Linked DNA regions of Mus musculus: region 2 is linked to region 1. The links are chromatin contacts, found by POLR2A ChIA-PET in ENCODE. All regions are on one chromosome and are shown on one strand. The core of a region is the stretch at or near the end of the contact, and the rest is flanking DNA. Distances in the headings are between cores, read along the strand shown.

Region 1 (4,886 bases), core at 1,150-3,649:
TTTCAGTGTATAACCTAAGCTGGCCTTGAACTCACAATCTTCGTGCTTCTGCCTCCTTAGTAGTGGGATGATGTACCACATTTAATCTTTTTTAAATGACCTATTTTTATTTTCTGTGCCTGGTGTTTTGCCTGCATGTCTGTCTGTGTGAGGGTGTTGGATTCCCCTGGAACTGTATTTACAAATGGTCGGAAGCCACCATTCGGGACCTCTGGAAGAGCAGCTAAGCCATCTCTCCAGCCCCCCAGATTTAATTGTAGTAAACACATAGCATGAAATCTGCTGTCCTACCTATGTTCAAGTGTGAAGCTAAGGAACATTATACATTCCCATTGTTTTGCAACCATCACTCCAACCCACTCACAGAATTCACACGCAAAACCTGATCATACATCTAGGAAACACTAACCCATCTTCCCCTTTCCACCTTATTTTCTATGTCCATTATTTTGACTACTCATAGTCAACCCAACCTTAACTGGTTCTGTTGCTGTTGTTATTGTTGTTTTGATTTTTCAGTTTTTTAAAATAAATGTGTATGATAGTTGTTCCCATATATATGTATGTACAGCATGTGGCTGCAGTGCCGATGGAGGCCAAAAGAGGGCGTTGGATCCCCTAGAACTGGAGGTGGCTGTGGTCGTAAGCCACTAAGTAGCAAGCAGCTCGCACTCTTAACCACTGAGCCATTTCTTTAGCCACAAATGTTTAGAGATCCATACTCCATGTGGACCCGGGGTGAAGGAGACCACATCCATACCTGCTTGGCAGTCTCAGCACCCTGGCCACTGGTCTTAGGGCCCTTCCGAGGTCTTGGCCCTGGCATCTTGGCAGGCTAGATACCTATCAGGTGTAAAGTTGAAGAGACTCAGACTGGAATAGATGATGATATATGGCCCCCAACAGTGGTACCCGTGGTTAGGGAACTTACTCCCACGGGCTAAAACACCACTTTATAATTAATAGCACAGAGGCAAGGAGAGGTAGGGGACGGAAGGCAGGGGACCACTGTCAACAGAGGGATATGGGGGGTGGGGGTGGAAACACAATTTCTGAACTGACTGGTGACCATGGAAGGCAGACTTATGGAAGCAATTTGAGGTACAATGGTTTGGAAAGGCTTTTAAAAGCAGTGCTGTCGCCGGGCGTGGTGGCACACGCCTTTAATCCCAGCACTCGGGAGGCAGAGGCAGGCGGATTTCTGAGTTCGAGGCCAGCCTGGTCTACAGAGTGAGTTCCAGGACAGGCTGTCTGTTCTGCAAATAATGTGTCTATTTACATTTAAATTAAAAATTCAGCTCCTCAGTCATACCAGACAGATTTCAAGTGCTCAGTAGGTGAATCTGATTAATGGGTACCACTGGGCAGCACAGGCATGGATCGTTCTCATCATCAGTTCCCGTGGGCACTCTGCACCTGATTCAGTATTCAGATCCTCTGAAAGGTGTCACAAGTGGTCAGCGGGTACTGTAGCACCACCTGTCCAGCACTGGAAGGAACTCATTTGCTCCTACCTCAGGCTTCAAGGAAACAGACCCATGGGCAGACAACGACCACAGAGCAGCTGCAGGGACAATGGGTGCAAGAGGCAGCCCCTTATCGAGGACATAGAAAAGACATCTAGGAGAGGACGATGCCTGTGCTGAGTCATGAAGTTTGCACACTGGGGAATAGCAGAACTCCAAGCAAATCAAACGAACTGACACCAGTTCTGAGGTGAGAACTGGCTTGGCCTACACAAGGAGAAGAAACGCCCAGCACCACGGAGGCATAAACCAAACCGTAAGGCTAGAAATGAAGGCATGAACTAGGGGAGAAAGAGAAACAGCTTTAAGGCTTTAAAGACACTTGGGCGTTAGACACTGGGAAGCATTATGGGTTGATGCAGAAGGTGCCCAGGGAAGTGGGAGATCATATAGGGCGGGAAACCTCAGCCCTGAGCATCTTGCAAATCTATGAAGAAGCGTGAGGTGGCGTGGGGATTAAGAAACAAGACACGATCCCGCGTCCGGAGCGGGAATCAACAGGGCTGCGAGGTTCCCTGGTGTGAGCGCACAGGCGTAAGCCACTCCAAGTGTCACATTTCGGACTGCAGTCAACAGCGAAGCGTCAGCCGGGGTGGGGTGCGGGAGTGAAGGAGCTCGGGAGAATGAGATGCTCCGCTGCCGCAGGCCGGTCGCGGCCCTCCCGATGCCAGGCTCCGCCCGGCCCGACCCAAGCCGCCTCTATCTCCCCGGCCGCCCCCAGAGTCCACACGCCGGGAAGCGGGCACGTGGCATACCTCGCGGCGGATCCGAACCAAAACCGGGCCTTCTCGAGCCCGGAACCGCCTAGCTTTCCGCGGCCCCCGGGCGGCCGCGGCGGAGACAGCCACAGGAAGCTCCCGCCCAGGAGGCGGTGGCAGGCGCCCGGCACGTGACACCACAGCCGGCGGGTCGCCGTGCGCATGTGCGCGGGGAAGCGGGCGGGGCGCGCCCACAGGTGACGCCGAGGGTGGGGCCGGCTGCGCGCAGGCATCTTGGAGCAGGTAACGCGATACCGGCTGGCGGCAGCGTCGTGAGGTGTGGCGTGCTGCGTCCTTCACCCACGGTAGGCGTGCCCCATTCCTGCCGTAGTTTCTCCGAGAGGCCTCTTACCTGGTTCTCTTCGCGCGCCCCGGCGCTTCCGCGTCCTACTGGCTACCAATAGGCAGCCGAGCCGCGTCCCTGTGCTGAGATCCTGGAGGATGCGGCTTCCTCCAGTCTGTGCAGCTTAGGCACGGAAAACCAGCTCTCTGGGAAATAGAGCTCCTTTCTAGTCAGAGGGCAGGACAAAACTTCAGATTAGAGGAACCAAAGCCCTCGATTAACTGAGGCCGGAGCATCCCTGCAAGCTGAAGGGTCGCCTCTACCTCAAGGAGTCCTGTTATATGGGGATTGATGGAACTGACCTGCAGATAGACCAAACCCCGAGATACCCCACACCACGTGCGTAGTCTCACTTCGTGGAGAGACTGCAGGCTTCAGTTCTGATAGATCAGTTCTGCAGCCCTCGTGGTGGCGCATGCATTAAATCTCAGCACTCGGGAGGCAGAGGCAGAGTCCTTTAGTTTGCCTGCAGCTGGTCTAGTTTAGGCCAGCCAGGGCTACATAGTAAGAACTCTGACTCATAAACTGCCTTACTAAGGCAACTTCCAGAAGTTGTCTTCTGACCCTACACAGATGCAGGCCTGCCTGCACTCCGACATTCAAATTAACACACACAAATAATACACAGTAGATAGTGATTCCTACAGCTTTGGGTTTTTTCATTTGATTGTTTTCAAGGTCACACAGACCCACCTGCCTCTACCTCCTGAGTGCTGGGCTTAAAGAGTGCACCACCACCACCTGGCTGGTTTGTTTGAAACTTTCGTGTACTCAATCCTGACCTTGAATTTGATTTGTAGTGAAGGATGACATGGAATTTGTGATCCTCCTGTCTGCATCTCCTAGTGCAGGCATTACACCTCTGGGACTTCTGAGGTGCTGTCGATGAGACACAGAGATTTGTTCCTGCTAGAAGCACCCTGCCAGTCCAGCTACCTCCCAGACCTAGTCATACCCGTGTATGTAAATTAACAGGAGATGTGGCCACTGACTTCATCTCCCATTCTGCAACAGTTCCTTTTCAGTGGGGATCTGTCCTCTTACTGGACTCTCACTCCGGCCTGCCACAGGCTCCCAGATCTTGTGTTTCCCACATAACAGACTCAAATGAGCCAGAGTATAATTTAGGAGATAGTTTATAATAATAGAACAAGGAGGGTTAAGAGTGGATAATGGCCAGAGGGACCAGTGCAGAAGGAAAAAAAAAAAAAAACTCACCACATGTAAGTGGATAATGGCAAAGAATCACCATTGTGCCAATTATGTCAAAATAAACTTTACACTGTTCTCTTTTTCTTTTTTTAAACAATGGGTATGCTAGCACAAGCCTTTTAAAAAATTAATTAATTAATTATATGTGAGTGCACTGTAGCTGTCTTCAGACACACCAGAAGAGGGCATTAGATCTCATTGCAGATGGTTGTGAGCCACCATGTGGTTGCTGAGATTTGAACTCAGGACTTTCGGAAGAGCAGTCAGTGCTCTTACCCGTTGAGCCATCTCTCCAGCCCTACACTGTTTTCTTACGTCTCTACACATAGTTTTCCTGGAGGCTATTGTCGTGCTCAGATGATAGAAAAATGGGTTTGGAGTTGTGCTTGTGAGCATGTTTTGTATGTCATGCTCATTTAGGACCTCGCATTTTCATCTGCAGCTTTCCATCCTCACCTTATTCCCTTGACATAAGGTCTCTCACTGAACTGGAAGCTGTTTCAGCTTAGTCTTGCTGATAGTGAGCTCTTGGAATCCCCAGTCGCTTCTCCCCAATGCTGGGGTTACAAACTCATGAAGTCATGCCCAGCTGTTATTTGTTTGTTGTTTTTTCTACCCCCCAAGAGCTGAGGACTGAGCCCAGGGCCTCTCACATACTGGGCAAGTGCTCTACCACTGAGCTAAATCCCCAACCTGTTTGTTGGTTTTAATGTGCTCTGTCTACATGTATACCTGCACACCAGAAGAGAACATCAGATCTCCCTCCTTTTAAATGTGTATGTATATATATAAAAGGGTGTGTGTGGGGGGGGGGGGACGGGGACGCACACCTTTAATCAGTACTTGGGAGGTGGAGGCATATGGATCTCTGAGTTTAAGGCCAGCCTGGTCTACAGAGAGAGTTCTAGGACAGCCAGGGCTATATAGAAAATCCCTGTCTCAAGAAAACTAACAATGTTAGTGTCTTGTGAGCTACCCTATGTGCTGAAGCATCTCTGCAGCCTCCGTTTTTGTTTTGTATTTTTATTTGTGTGTGTTTCTAAGTGT
Region 2 (4,886 bases), core at 1,649-4,148, 160 kb before region 1:
TGTTAGGTTTTGTGACCAACTGTCCAGTAGTGAGTGCTAACAATTAAATATGATAACCAGAATCTGGATTAGGCACCTGTTAGATGATGATGTCACTGAATCTCTCTCCCGCCCCCATTTAAAATTCTGAGATGAGACTATTGGTATGTTGCCTACATTGGTATGCTTCCAACTCCTGGACAATAGTGATCCCTTTGCCTCAGCCTTTGAAGTAAACAAATATACAAGTGGATGAAGAGAAGCACTCCTGGCTTCACCCAAAGTTTAAAGAGCAAAGAAAATTCTACTAAAGATGATCCCAAACTTCCATGAAAACAGTCTTACAATATTGATTTTCTAAAGGATGTCAATTCTATAGACATGGAAGTGGGGAATTCTACAGGGGGGGGGCGTTAAGCTATACTTTAAAGTCATCGGAGAGTGGTGGAAATCAATGCAAACAGAAAGTGGCAGAATCAAGACAACTGACTTCGAGTTGAAGTGGTTTGAAACAGAAAGAGATCTTAGGCAGAAGAAAGGAGGCAGGTGAGAGATAGGTCAGGAGCTGAGAGTAAGATGAGGAAGCAGGAGGGGAAACAGTCTTGGATGAAATGGGAGCAGACAAAAGGAGACCTACTGTGGGTGCATGCATGCCTCCTGGGTAGTTGGTTCTCTCCTTCTATCTTGGGGTTCCAGAGATAAAACTCAGATCACTAGGTGTGGCCCTTTACCCACTGAGCCATCTGGCCAGCATATGACAGAACGATTTTAAGCAAGTTACTATCAAGCAGCTTCCCTCAGCAAGAGTTTGAATAGAAGGGAAGAACGTGTGAGGCAAGAAGAAACTGGTCCTGGGAACAAATGAATCATCTTCATGCTGTAGCTACACCCTAGACGTCCTGATTATTCACAAACAAATGTAGGTTTTCTGCAGTGGCAGTGAGCTTGGATTGGAAAGGACAGTGCCAATGTCATGTCAGGGAGCCAAACTGATGGAAATTAAAGGGCCCATGCTAAAGCACAAATGGTATCAATAGCAACTCACTCTAACAGTGTTCTCTTGTTACTGTAGAAAAGACTGCTATCAGACAGGAGACCCTAGGTTATAGGGACTCCTTGCGGCTTTTCTCTCGGTTGGATGCCCCTTGGTGGTGGTGCCGAAGTACTGAGTTCTTAGAGATGCTGTGAGGATGAATCACCATTTCCTCCGAGCTGGTTTCTGTCGTTACAAAAAGGGGATAGTGATTGTGTGTGTGTGTGTGTGTGTGTGTGTGTGTGTGTGTGTGTGTAATGTGACTCAGAGATAAGTGGCAAAGGCAGACTTGGGACTGTACAGGAACAGCTTTCATTGATGAGAAAAGAACTGCTAGGTTATATTTTTCTCTGGGTGGCTGCTCAATTATTACTTGAACAGCTCCTGGACTCCTTATGTAATTTCCCCATGTCTTGTTACTATTATCCCATAATCTAAGGTAAGGCAAGATTGCTTATAATATTTTATAATATTTTCATGCAGGAAAAATGTGCTGGTTCTATTTTGATATCTGCTGTGCTGTAGAATGTCAAAGGATCCAGTGTACTAGGTTCTCCTCTTCAGAGGAGGATGTTACATAAATGCACGAGTGAAATTCAGGGAAATTTCACTTAGACCAGGATGATGAGAATGACCTTTTGATAGGAACACACACACACACACACACACACACACACACACACACACGCGCACACGCACACACACACACACACACACACACACAGACACACACGAGCGGGGTTGGGGAGTGTGGTGGGATAAACACACACAGATGGGCACAATCTCCAGATTAAGAATGACTAAGTAAGTGTTAGGGTGTTCTGGAATTAACAAAAATTGGAACTATAGGCCCGTCCTTCCATCCCCAACCTTCACAACCAGCTAGGCAGGCAGGAGAAAACAGAGGTTCAAAAATATTACATAACTTGCCAGGGTCATAAAACTCTACATGATGTAACTGGAACCAGTGGCATCAGGATCTGCCTGACACCAAAGTCCTTGCTTGTTCCAGTATAGCTCCCAGAAACAAAACCAACCAACCAACCAACCAAACAAACACAGTATTTGGGAATTTGAGGGACCAGGGGATTTAAAATTTTTTTTTTCTTTTTCCTATTTCCCTTCTGACAGTCTTTAGTTGTGACGTTATGTTAGCATCCTAGAGGCTGGGCAAGATCAAACAGGAGGCATTTGTAAACAAAATGACTGCATAGCCTTTAATATAACCACAACAATTTCCTTCTTTCAGAGTTTTTATCTAGGATTTGATAAGGGGTGGGTGACCCAGAAGTGGTAGAGGTGGTGGCCAGGGTTAAGTTAGTAAAAGGATGAGTCTTTTCTTACCTTTAAGTTGTTTATCGGTTTCAGGACAACCCGTTGGTTATTCTCTTCTCTTTGTCAGCGTTTTTTAAATTTTGTTTTGTTTTGTTTGTTTGTTTTTTGTTTTCTCCCCCCTACTTTGTAGGTAAGGATAGGGTTTAAGGAATTCTATAGCACATTTCTGTAGTGAATCTGCACAGTAGCTCCAAAAAAGTTGAGGTCAAAGATGATTCCTTTATCTGCTTTGGGAAGGGATTGTGCATGTGCTTAGGAAAAGAAAAAAGGGATTTGTTCTGGGTCACGCTCCTTTCATACTGACGCACTGAGGGAATTAAAAGGGACCCCCTGTCTCCACGAGAAATGAACCGAGATTCCCTCACATTCCCGCTCTCGGAGACGAGTGACGAAAGCATTCACATACCTTCTTGGAGGGAAGAAAAAGGTGCTGGGGTCTGACGGGGGTGGGGTGTGGGGGGAGCCGACAGCTTCCGGCTCCCGGGAAGCCGCGTCAGGGGCGGGCCACGGGCCGCGGGCGGCGCAGGGCGCACGGGGCCCCGCCACCCCCAGGCCGCGCTGCCTCGCGTTCCCTGCCGCTCGTGCCCGGTGCGGCCGCCGCAGTCCCGGCGCCGTAGCGGGACGTGGGGTCCAGGGGGCGCTGTGGCCCAGCGGCGCGGGCGGCTGAAGCGGCCACCGCGGCGGCGCCCGAGGCTTCGCCGAGCCCGTCTGCCTGCATCGCCTCGGTTGTCCCGCCGTAAGCTGCGCCCCCGGCCGCGCTCGGCCGCGCTCGGCCGCGCTTTCCCGGACCCGCGTGGCTGAGGCGGCTGGAGGGGCGCTGGGCCTCAGTCCCGGCCGCTGAGACCGCAGCCCCCTCAGGAGTGCGAGGCTTCGCGGCGGAGCCCCGCTGAGGACGAGGCTCTCGGCTGAGTGACGACCCCCGGGCCATGGAGAGGCGGTGAGTGTGGCGCGCTGCGGTTCGGGGCTCGTCTGCTTGCGCCGCCCAGGGGTCCTGGCGCCAGCTATTGGGCCGGGCGGACGGAGCGTCCTGCCAGTGCGGCCGCCGCGGGCACCCCGGAGCTCTGGGGCCTCGGCCCTTTCTCCGTGGGTCCCCGGGAGATTGAAGGCGTGCGGGGGGCGACTAGGCCCCGAGTCGCCGGGAAGCCCTTAGCCGGGCCTGGGTTCCGGCGCGGCCGGGTACGTGAAGATCGGGCTGGCGGCCGCACCGGTGCCCTTCGCGTTTGTCCCGGGCGGGGCCGAGCGTGCCTTCCTTCCCAGGGCCCTTCGAGCACATCCCGGAGGGAGGCAGAGGACGCTTGTTTGCAAACAGCTTTGGCTTGCCTGCTCCGCGTACTGAGTCCTGCGGAGCCACCCCCTGGGTGGGGAGTGGTGAGTATTGAGGTGCAGAGAGTGCGGGGCACTCGGAGCCCCTGGTACTCCAGGAGTAGCATTCACGCCTCCCTTGCTGGAGACACAGCCTTTTGCGTCCTTTTTTGAGGTGAAATTTCATCACCTGCCGCTAGCTCATCCTTTCCTCCTTATGTTACATCTTGTCTCTGAGCGAGGTCTGCTTTGGAGAAAGCCCCATCCCATCTTTGCTATGCTAAGTTTCCTAGCTACTCACAGTTAAAAAAAGAAAAAAAAAATCTTTTAGGAAGATGTCTTTTCCACCTTTAGAGAGACAGGAAATGTTTTAATGCCCCAGTCCTTGGTACAAAAATGTTTTACTCAAATAGAGAACGGATGGCAAGAAGATTTTAAATCATACTAATTACCCTAATTGCAAGGACATGCCGAAAATGGGATATAAACTCAGTTGTACAAGAAAAATGATTTGTTTTGTTCTGGTAAGGATGTAAAAAAAAGTTAGTGATTGTAGTTTGACATTACACGTCAGATATTGGGTGCTTCTTGTTTATGATAAATGTGATTACAGGTTATTCTCATTTTTCTACTATATAGGACTTATATGTACATCTAGAACGTCAATGCATGAAAATATGTATATATAGTAGAAAATTTGGATACGCAGAGAGGTACTATATTGGCTTTCAATATGTACTTAATAACTGGAGAGAGATTACTAGTAATGTCATATGTTTTGATGGTCATTCAAAGTTTACAGTGAGAGTGTACTGATTTATAAAATTATTATTATATTTTGGAATTAAATTAAGAATGCCTGACTGGTCCACTTTACAGCCAGACATTTGTTTAAAATTTATAAAATATGTTACTAATTATCAGAGTTAGAGCCATCAGTTAATATGCATAGTTACCTGTAAGACTCCTGACTTAACCTTCCTACAGAGCGTGGGAATCTCCTGAGGTCTAAGGGGGTCATCATGTTGATGAATTTTGAGGACCCATTGTGTTAGTGTTGTAGCCTTGCCTTTGTCAGATCTTGTGTAAGCATTTTTAACTGTAAAACATTGGCTTGATTAGTATGTTGGTTAACTTAGGTTTTAAAAGTCGAATTCTTTTCTCAGTGTGTCTCTAAAGACCAATGTTAGAATTGGGGGTACTGATTAAAATATTCTATTCCTGGTCCCCTAAATCA

Evidence for each region. ChIA-PET counts read pairs that join two places held with the same protein, here RNA polymerase II (POLR2A).
Region 2: POLR2A ChIA-PET joins it to region 1 with 13 read pairs in Patski. The contact joins the promoter of Zfyve9 here to the promoter of Cc2d1b in region 1. POLR2A ChIA-PET finds 5 or more read pairs at or near these places in 2 of 5 experiments (Patski and embryonic stem cell).

The regions. Positions count from the first base shown.
Region 1 is chr4:108,617,469-108,622,354 of GRCm38, reverse strand. Cc2d1b (coiled-coil and C2 domain containing 1B) reads right to left here and starts at 2,399. Exons shown (of 25, transcript NM_177045.3): 1 at 2,282-2,399; 2 at 761-843. The coding sequence starts at 826. Gm12743 (a long non-coding RNA gene) reads left to right here and starts at 2,500. Exons shown (of 3, transcript XR_003955254.1): 1 at 2,500-2,589.
Region 2 is chr4:108,778,851-108,783,736 of GRCm38, reverse strand. It overlaps Zfyve9 (zinc finger, FYVE domain containing 9), which reads left to right and starts at 2,898. Exons shown (of 19, transcript NM_001384118.1): 1 at 2,898-3,284.